Regions from separate parts of the Homo sapiens genome. Here region 1 is linked to region 2. The links are chromatin contacts, found by Hi-C or POLR2A ChIA-PET in ENCODE. All regions are on one chromosome and are shown on one strand. The core of a region is the stretch at or near the end of the contact, and the rest is flanking DNA. Distances in the headings are between cores, read along the strand shown.

Region 1 (4,307 bases), core at 964-3,463, 470 kb before region 2:
GATTCTGAGTAGATATTTTGCTGTCAAAACAACACATCCATAAAGCATTTTAAACTTCTCTTATACGCTCTAGAAATTAGGTATTTTGTTCAATTTCAATAAGACACACCCTGGCCAGGTGCAACGGCTCATGCCTGTAATCCCAACACTTTGGGAGGTCAAGCCAGGCAGATCATGAGGTCAGGAGTTTAAGACTAGCCTGGCCAACATGGTGAAACTCCTGTCTCTACTAAAGATACAAAAAATTAGCCTGGCATGGTAGCACGCACCTGTAATCCCTGCTACTCGGGAGGCTGAGGCAGGGGAATCACTTGAACCCAGGAAGCAGAGGTTGCAGTAAGCGAAGATCGCACCATTGCACTCCAGCTTGGGCAACAAGAGCAAAACTCCGTCTACAAAAAAAAAAAAAAAAAAAGGCCCTAAGCAACTCCACCCTGCCTCTAAGTGGGCCCCCTTGGAAGGCATGGAACCAGAGCACCATTTAGTCAATAATTGCTGCTATGTGCTAATGGTGCCCTGGTGGCCTCCAGAATTGACTGCAGCTTCCAAAAGTGCCCAGCATGCAACCGGAAAGTGCTGTGGATCTTTGCAGAACCCAGCTCGATGGAAATCACTGAAAACAATTGCCTTTAGTGGCACTGTTATGTAACTACTGAGCATTCCCTGAATTCAGCTTTGCACATCTCACGTAGCAGGTATGTGACGAGTGTGAAGGTATGTGGGGAATGGGTGTGTTCTTTTTTCTGCGCTATCTGCTTCCCCAGTGGAAGGAGGCCATGGTGAGGATGAGGTACACTTACCTTTAGTTAAACAAGTTCTTTTCGGAAGGAGTACCTAAGGTCATAGCTGTGCTCCTGGGAAGGGGAGGCCAGGAGGCATCTAAAATGAGGTCTTACTGATGAAGACCCCCAGGTACTTGACAAAGAGTGTTTCCAACAAAAACAACTCTCAATACCATTTTCAAGCCGAACTTGCACACTTCTATTTGTTTGGATGTGGAGAGAGAAAAGAAGAAATCCACGTGGTGGGTAAAGCACCTGGGTCCACAGCCGAAAAATCCCGGGTTTAGTCTGTTTCACTATACAAAATTGGGCCATTTACCTGAGTTCCAGGCTCCACATATAAAACACAGACATAATATTACTCACCCATGTCACTGGGCTGCTGGGGGACTCTACTAGGACAACAGAGGCAAAGCTCTGATATAAGCTCTTTGCAAATGTAAGAAGTGGTCCTTATGTCACCCAGTTTAGGGCAGTGGTTGAGAGCAGACACATTCTGATCCCTCGAATCTGAATCCTATCTTTGGCCCATCTGGAAGTGGGACAAGTTTCTTAAACCTTTGTGCCTGGGTTTCCTATCTGGGGAAGAATAAATTAACAGATGCAAGGACCCTGAACAGTCCGGTTGGAGACTGCTCCAGTCCTTGGCACCGTCCTGCATTCTGTGGGTCCCAACAGTGTGGTGAAACCAGGAAGCCGACCAGCCATCCAACCAGGGTGTGGTCCTCTGGCTGAGACTCTCTATCCCACGTCTGGGCACCCATGCTACCAGCTGGCCTTGAATTCCAGGGATGCGGGAGGACAATGAGCATGAACGAAACGTGCCGAGTGGAGTTGAGAACGTAAAGGAAGAAGGGGGCGATGAGGACCTCTCCTGGGGAGATGAGGGCTGCCAAGTCCTAAGACACAGGCTCAGGGTCTGCAGGAAGGTCGGCTTGTTGGATCGTCTCTGTGCGCTGACTTCTCTTTGCTCCCCAGGGCCTCTACCCGCTGCCCTTGCTCAACAGCACCCTGGACGACGGGAAGGCCACCCTGACCCCTTCCAACACGCCACTGGGGCGCAACCTCTCGACTCACCAGACCTACCCCGTGGTGGCAGGTACAACGCCCGGAGCCTCCCTGGCAGGTGGAGGGCGGGGGACTGAAGAGCTTGGCTGGCTGTCAGGCGGAAGGTGTGGGGCCCTGGCCTGGAGAGGAGAGGCGGGCTGTGCCGGCCGGGCCGCCAGGTGGGCCCAGGGGTCGCGCCTCCGGTCCTAGGCCGGGCCTCAAGGTGGGCCGAGGGGTCGCGCCTCCAGTCCTAGGCCGGGCCTCAAGGTGGGCCCAGGGGTCGCGCCTCCGGTCCTAGGCCGGGCCTCAAGGTGGGCCGAGGGGTCGCGCCTCCAGTCCTAGGCCGGGCCTCAAGGTGGGCCGAGGGGTCGCGCCTCCGGTCCTAGGCCGGGCCTCAAGCTGGGCCGAGGGGTCGCGCCTCCGGCCCTAGGCGGCTCCCGTAAGGTGGGCCGAGGGGTCGCGCCTCCAGTCCTAGGCCGGGCCTCAAGGTGGGCCCAGGGGTCGCGCCTCCGGTCCTAGGCCGGGCCTCAAGGTGGGCCGAGGGGTCGCGCCTCCGGTCCTAGGCGGCTCCCGCAAGGTGGGCCGAGGGGTCGCGCCTCCGGTCCTAGGCCGGGCCTCAAGCTGGGCCGAGGGGTCGCGCCTCCGGTCCTAGGCGGCTCCCGCAAGGTGGGCCGAGGGGTCGCGCCTCCAGTCCTAGGCCGGGCCTCAAGGTGGGCCCAGGGGTCGCGCCTCCGGTCCTAGGCCGGGCCTCAAGGTGGGCCGAGGGGTCGCGCCTCCGGTCCTAGGCCGCTCCCGGGTCTCCGCGCTCCCTCCTGTGGGAGAGGCGGGCGCACACACGCCTTCCGGGTCTCTCCATTTTCGCTGCAGAAGCGCAGCAGGGAGGTCTAGCTTCTCTCTCCCCGCCTTGCCACGCCTCGTGGGCCCCGGCTCTCCCCAGCCCAGACTCTGAGGGCAGCTGAGCCTGCCCCGCGCCCCGCCCGCACCCTCCACATCCCACGGCTTGGCTTGTGCGTGTTCCCTCCCCGCCATCTCACACCCCTCTCTCCTTGTTGTCTCCCTCCCTCCGGCAGATCCTCACTCACCCTTCGCCATAAAGCAGGAAACCCCCGAGGTGTCCAGTTCTAGCTCCACCCCTTCCTCTTTATCTAGCTCCGCCTTTTTGGATCTGCAGCAAGTCGGCTCCGGGGTCCCGCCCTTCAATGCCTTTCCCCATGCTGCCTCCGTGTACGGGCAGTTCACGGGCCAGGCCCTCCTCTCAGGTACGACAGGGAGGTCCCGGGGCCATGCAGCTATGGCGGCGGGTGGGACGGGGGTCCTCAGGGCAGACCGCCAGCCCCCTCTCTGGCCTCAGTCTCATCCACCCCCACCCTGTTCCCTAATTCCTCCGGCAACTTTTGGAGGCGCCAACATGAAGTTCTCTGTGACGGGGAAGACATGCTCGGAAGGGGCGGATGCTGTAGGGGTGCCGGGGATGCACCACCCCAAGACCCCATGGAAAAGCAGGAACCCTAAGGCCGGGAGCCGGGTGCTGTAACGTAGCAACTTGGCCTTGGTAAATGCATAAATAGATAGAAGGAAAAATGAACATTTTGGAGGGAAAAAGGAATTGGCTTTTGGAGCCCATTTCTGGATCAAATTTCTAAAAAGGCCAAGGGTCAGTCCCAGTTGTGTTTCCATGATGCAGCTATCTTCATTCCTAGCTTAACAGCATCACCGGGAGGACAGTCAGACATCTGTTAAACATGATAAATTCAGTGATTCAACAACTTGAGAGGAGTGGGGGACCTCCCATCAGGAACCTCAACTGCCTCAAAATATTTAAAGCTGGAAGCACCGACCGGGCGAGGTGGCTCACCCCTGTAATTCCAGCAGTTTGGGAGGCCGAGGCAGGTGGATCACAAGGTCAAGAGTTCAAGACCAGCCTGGCCAAGATGATGAAACCCCATCTCTACTAAAATTCAAAAAATTAGGGGGTGTGGTGGCAGACACCTGTAATCCCAGCTACTGGGGAGGCCGAGGCAGGAGAATCGCTTGAACCCAGGAGGCATAGGTTGCAGTGAGCTGAGGTGGCGCCATGGCACTCCAGCCTGGGTGACAGAGCAAGACTCCATCTCAAAAAAGAAAAAAACAAATAAATAAAAATAAGTAAATCTGGAAGCACCTGAGGGAGCCTCTAGATCAAACCTCTTATGCTGATGAGGAACCTGGCCCAGGGAGGAGAAGGTCCCTGCCAAGGTCTCTGGGCAGGAGCACCATCTGTAGCTGGTTGAGGCCTGGGCCTGCACTGCATGAGTCAGACCTCAAGGGGAGCTGGCTCCTCCTGGCAGAAGGACCTTCGCTCATCCAGCCAGGGCCTGAGGAATGGCTGAGAGTCAAGCGCTTGGCTTGGGTTGGAGAGGGCCTGAGATGCAGTGAAAGTGGGAAGCAGAGACCCATATGGTCTTCAGATACCTCAAGGGCTTCCACAGGGATAGGACT
Region 2 (3,995 bases), core at 1,454-3,953:
AAGCCACCAGGATTGTCCTGGTGTGGTGGCTCACACCTGTAATCCCAACACTTTAGGAGATGGAGGCAGATGGATCGCTTGAGCCAGGAGTTCAAGACCAACCTGGGGCAACATGGCAAAACCCCATCTCTACAAAAAATACAAAAATTACCCAGATGGGTGACTGAAGTGGGATGATCGCTTAAGCCAGAGAGGTGGGGGCTGCAGTGAGCTGAGATCATGCCACTGCACTCTAGCCGGGCAATGGAGCCAGATCCTTCTAAAAAAAACAACACCAGGATCATGGAAAGCTACAGTGGATACTTTGATGAATGAGTTAAGAATTTAATTTATTTATTTATTTGGAGACAGGGTCTTGCTCTGCCTCCCATGCTGGAGTGCGGTGGCATGACCACAGTGCACTGCAGCCTTCAACTTTTGGGCTCAAGTGATCCTCCCACCTCAGCCTCCTGAGTAGAAGGGACTACAGGTGTGTGCCACCATGCCTGGTTAATTTTTGTAATTTTTTTTTTTTTTTTAAGAAACGAGGTCTTGCTATGTTGCCCAGTCTGGTCTCAAACTCCTAGGCTCAAGCAATCCTCTTGCCTCAGCTTCACAAAGTGCTGGGATTGATTACAGACATAAGCCACCATGCTTGGTAGAGTTGAGAATTTTTAAACCTGCCTAGCTATTTTCCCACATTTTGTGTCCTACAAAATAGACCGTCAAATACCCAAAGGATGGAAAAAAACGAGGCAGAACTGGCCTATGTTGCTCCAAAGGACTAGGACCAGTAAGCAAGGAAGCTCATTTGAGTTCATTTTAAGTTTCCTAATAAGCAGGGGTCTCCAATAACAGGACAGGTAAGGCAGCTCACCAACACCAGCAGTATACCTGCAAAGGTGCAGTACCTACATGGGGTCTGTGGAATACTCCAGCACTGCGTGGGATATCAGGCAAGGTGACTTCTACAACTGACATGCATTCAACCACCTAGATTCTACAAAGACCAAAACAAAACCGCCTTCACTTTTCTGAAACTGTTGGTGAAGGAGTCCCTTTCTCAGTCATTAACAAAAATAATGATCAGTTTTCCTATTTTAAACATTTAATACACTATTGAAAATATCAAAATGCATAAATCCAGAAACCCTGGCTCTCTTCCAAACTCCCTATTTACGGCTAAAGAGAAGGGCTGCTGCAGTGGCTTCATGCCCTGCTGAGTACCCAACTGGTAAGCTGAACCTGGCCAACAGGTGCCCAGATATGACTGCCCCTCCACACACGACTTCTCCAGCATCCATGGAAGAGGAACCTTCATACACAAGGAGCCAAAAGCATTTTCCAGACCTCTTTAAGAAACTGGAGAATAGATGAAACAGGACAAACTTCAAAAGAAAAAAAATTTAGGATTAAAACAAGGGGAATGAAGTGTGTCTAGGGATTCAGGACAACGAGGCCTGCGATCTCCTAGTAACTAGGAGAAACTAGGCCTGCGTTTCTCCGTTAGCCTTATGGCCTTATAGTCAGCTGATCAGGTGAAATCGAAAATATACCTTGAACAAGAGATCACCGTGAGAGGAGTAAGGCAGTTTCTCAAAAAATTAAAAATAGAATTGCCGTTTGATCCAACAATACCACTTCGTGGTATATACCCAAAAGAATGAAAAGGAGAGTCTCAAAGAGTTATTTGTGCATTCATGTTCATATTATTATTCACAATAGCCAAAAAGTGGAAGCAACTCAAGTGTCCGGAGAGGGATGGACCAAGAAGCAAAATGTGGCATCTCCACACAACGAAATGCTATTCCCCCTTAAAAGGAAAGGAAATTCTGACACATGCTACACATGGATGAACCTTGAATACTTTATGCTAAGTGAAACAAGCCAGTCACAGAACAAATACTGCATGATTCTACTTATATGGCACCTACAGTTGTCAAATCCATAGAGACAGAAACTAGAATGGTGATTGCCTGGGGCTGGGGGAGGGAGGAGTGCGGAGTTAGTGACGGGTACAGGGTTTCATTTGGGAAGATGAAAAAGTTCTGGAAAGGACAGTAGTGGTGGCTGTGCCACAATGTGAGGGTACTTAATACCACTAAACTGCACATTTTTGAAAAATTTAACACTTTAAAATGGTTAAAATGGTATATGTGATGTTATGCATATTTTACCACAATTAAACGAGCCACCCTGCAGTACTAAGAACTAGGAGCCTTTAGATGCATAAGACCCATATGTCCTCTTTATAATATTATTTTTTCACAGCTCCTGTGAGTCTGAGACTTTGAAAGGACAGAATCAGGTAGCGGCCCCAGCATCCTGGGAGGACCGCCCTGTCTCTCCGCCCAGGGACTCCCGGCGCGCCAACCCCAGCTGGATTCAGCGTAACCGCCCCCCAACCACCAGCCCGGCTGAGGCCCCCACGGAGGGTCCCACGCCCACTCGGAGGCGCACTCACAGGCGCACTCAGAGGCGGGCGGCGCCGCGCCCCGAGGAAGCCGCCCTCAATGCCGAGGTGCGCTGCACGTTCTTCCAATCAAAGGGCCCCAAGGTCGGGTTCTCAAGGCCAGAGCCAACCGCAAAGAGCCTATTGCCTGTTGTCCCGCCCTCCCGTGCTGACGACTAGCGAGTTTCAAACCCGCAGGAGCCAATGAGGACGCGTGGACGCGCGGCACGCCGGTCCTGGCTACAGGCGCGGCGTTTGAAGAAAAACTGTCACTGAAGAGTCATGGTGGGGCCCGGGCCTACCGCTGCTGCCGCTGTCGGTGAGTACGACCGCTGTTCCCGTTATTCTCAGGCGTTGGAACACGGCCGGGGAAGTAGGAGGCCACCGAGTGAGTTCGTCCCGCGGGAGGTGCCCGTCCGCTCGCCTGCCTAAGTTTCCCCTGGGCGTTTTCCATCCCGGGAGCGCAGACGGGACCCCCAGGTAGACGTCTGGGTCCTGGGCGGGGGAGGCTGTGCGCAGGCCCAGATACCTCACGGGCGTATTTCCAGAAAGCCCTGCAGCAGCCTTGCAAAGAGATGTCATTGTCACCACGTTCCGGATAAAGAAACTGAGGCCCCTTGCTCGGGTTTTCACCAGCAGTGGGAAGCTGCGCGCTGTTTTGATCCACATTTGGCTCCAGGCAGAGCCGGGCGTGGTCCTCTGTGCCAGGAGGCGGGGTCTGGCCGAAGCCCGGGTCTCCTGCCTCTGGCGGGGCTCTCACTCCACACCTCTCAGCCTGCGGTGGTTAGAAGTTGATTGGTTAAATCTGCACCCAGGGCTAAGGCTTCTGCGTTCCCTAATCTCTTAGATGTGCTTGGAGCCCTTTCCTACCTTTCAAAATACTCCTGCTCAGATGCCACTTTCTCCAAGATACGCACCGTTGTTTTGTTTCATCCATTATTCCTGTTGATGCCTACGAGGTCCTAGGCACTTTACATAACAAGCTTTAAAGATGGCATTTCTGTCCGCCTTATAGGCTTAGCAGCAGCAAAGTTTGCTAATTTGCTAGAAGTCACGGAGGTGGGACTCCAACCCCCTATGTCAGCCCCTACGCTCTACATTGCCCGCCAAGCTGTCTCTAAGGATAGATACATGAGCATCAGAGAGCAAAACAGGGCAACTCCGTTCAGATGAGGTTAAGAGTCGTTTGGCACCCCTGTCGTCTTTTTGTCTTCCTTCACATCATTATTTACTTTTAACCTTTTCTAGCCACCTACTCCCCTCATTTATGCCCTACCTCTGAACTCCCATACTTCTTTTCGTCTCTTATGGCCCTTAGATTTTACCTTATACTGTAATTGTTGCTGTGTTGATTTTATCTCCACTACTAGTTTGAAAGTTCTTGAAGGCAGAAATTATTGACTTGTCATCCCCTCACAAATGGCTTGCGTAGAAAGTCACCATAGTATAGGTGTCTGCCGTGAGCAGACCGGGCGTATTTTATCCTTAGTACCAACAAAGGAAGCCATATAAGGGTTTGTGGGTAAAAATCATCATCCCTGTAAAAAAACAAAAGACGTAAGAC

Evidence for each region. Hi-C counts contacts between places; a loop is a spot of excess contacts on that map. ChIA-PET counts read pairs that join two places held with the same protein, here RNA polymerase II (POLR2A). Pooled maps may share reads with other maps.
Region 1: a pooled map shows a loop between it and region 2 (4-fold over the local background). The contact joins the promoter of PAX8-AS1 here to the promoter of CKAP2L in region 2. A Hi-C loop is called at or near these places in 1 of 50 pooled maps. POLR2A ChIA-PET finds 5 or more read pairs at or near these places in 2 of 52 experiments (WTC11 and activated T-cell).

What each region holds. Positions count from the first base shown.
Region 1 is chr2:113,234,175-113,238,481 of GRCh38, reverse strand. It overlaps PAX8-AS1 (PAX8 antisense RNA 1), which reads right to left and starts at 2,213. Exons shown (of 6, transcript NR_015377.2): 1 at 1,860-2,213. PAX8 (paired box 8) reads left to right here. Exons shown (of 12, transcript NM_003466.4): 8 at 1,761-1,881; 9 at 2,900-3,088. RefSeq lists a silencer at 2,797-2,876 and an enhancer at 3,127-3,316.
Region 2 is chr2:112,763,317-112,767,311 of GRCh38, reverse strand. CKAP2L (cytoskeleton associated protein 2 like) reads left to right here and starts at 2,703. Exons shown (of 9, transcript NM_152515.5): 1 at 2,703-2,750. The coding sequence starts at 2,714. RefSeq lists a silencer at 2,324-2,483 and an enhancer at 2,934-3,073.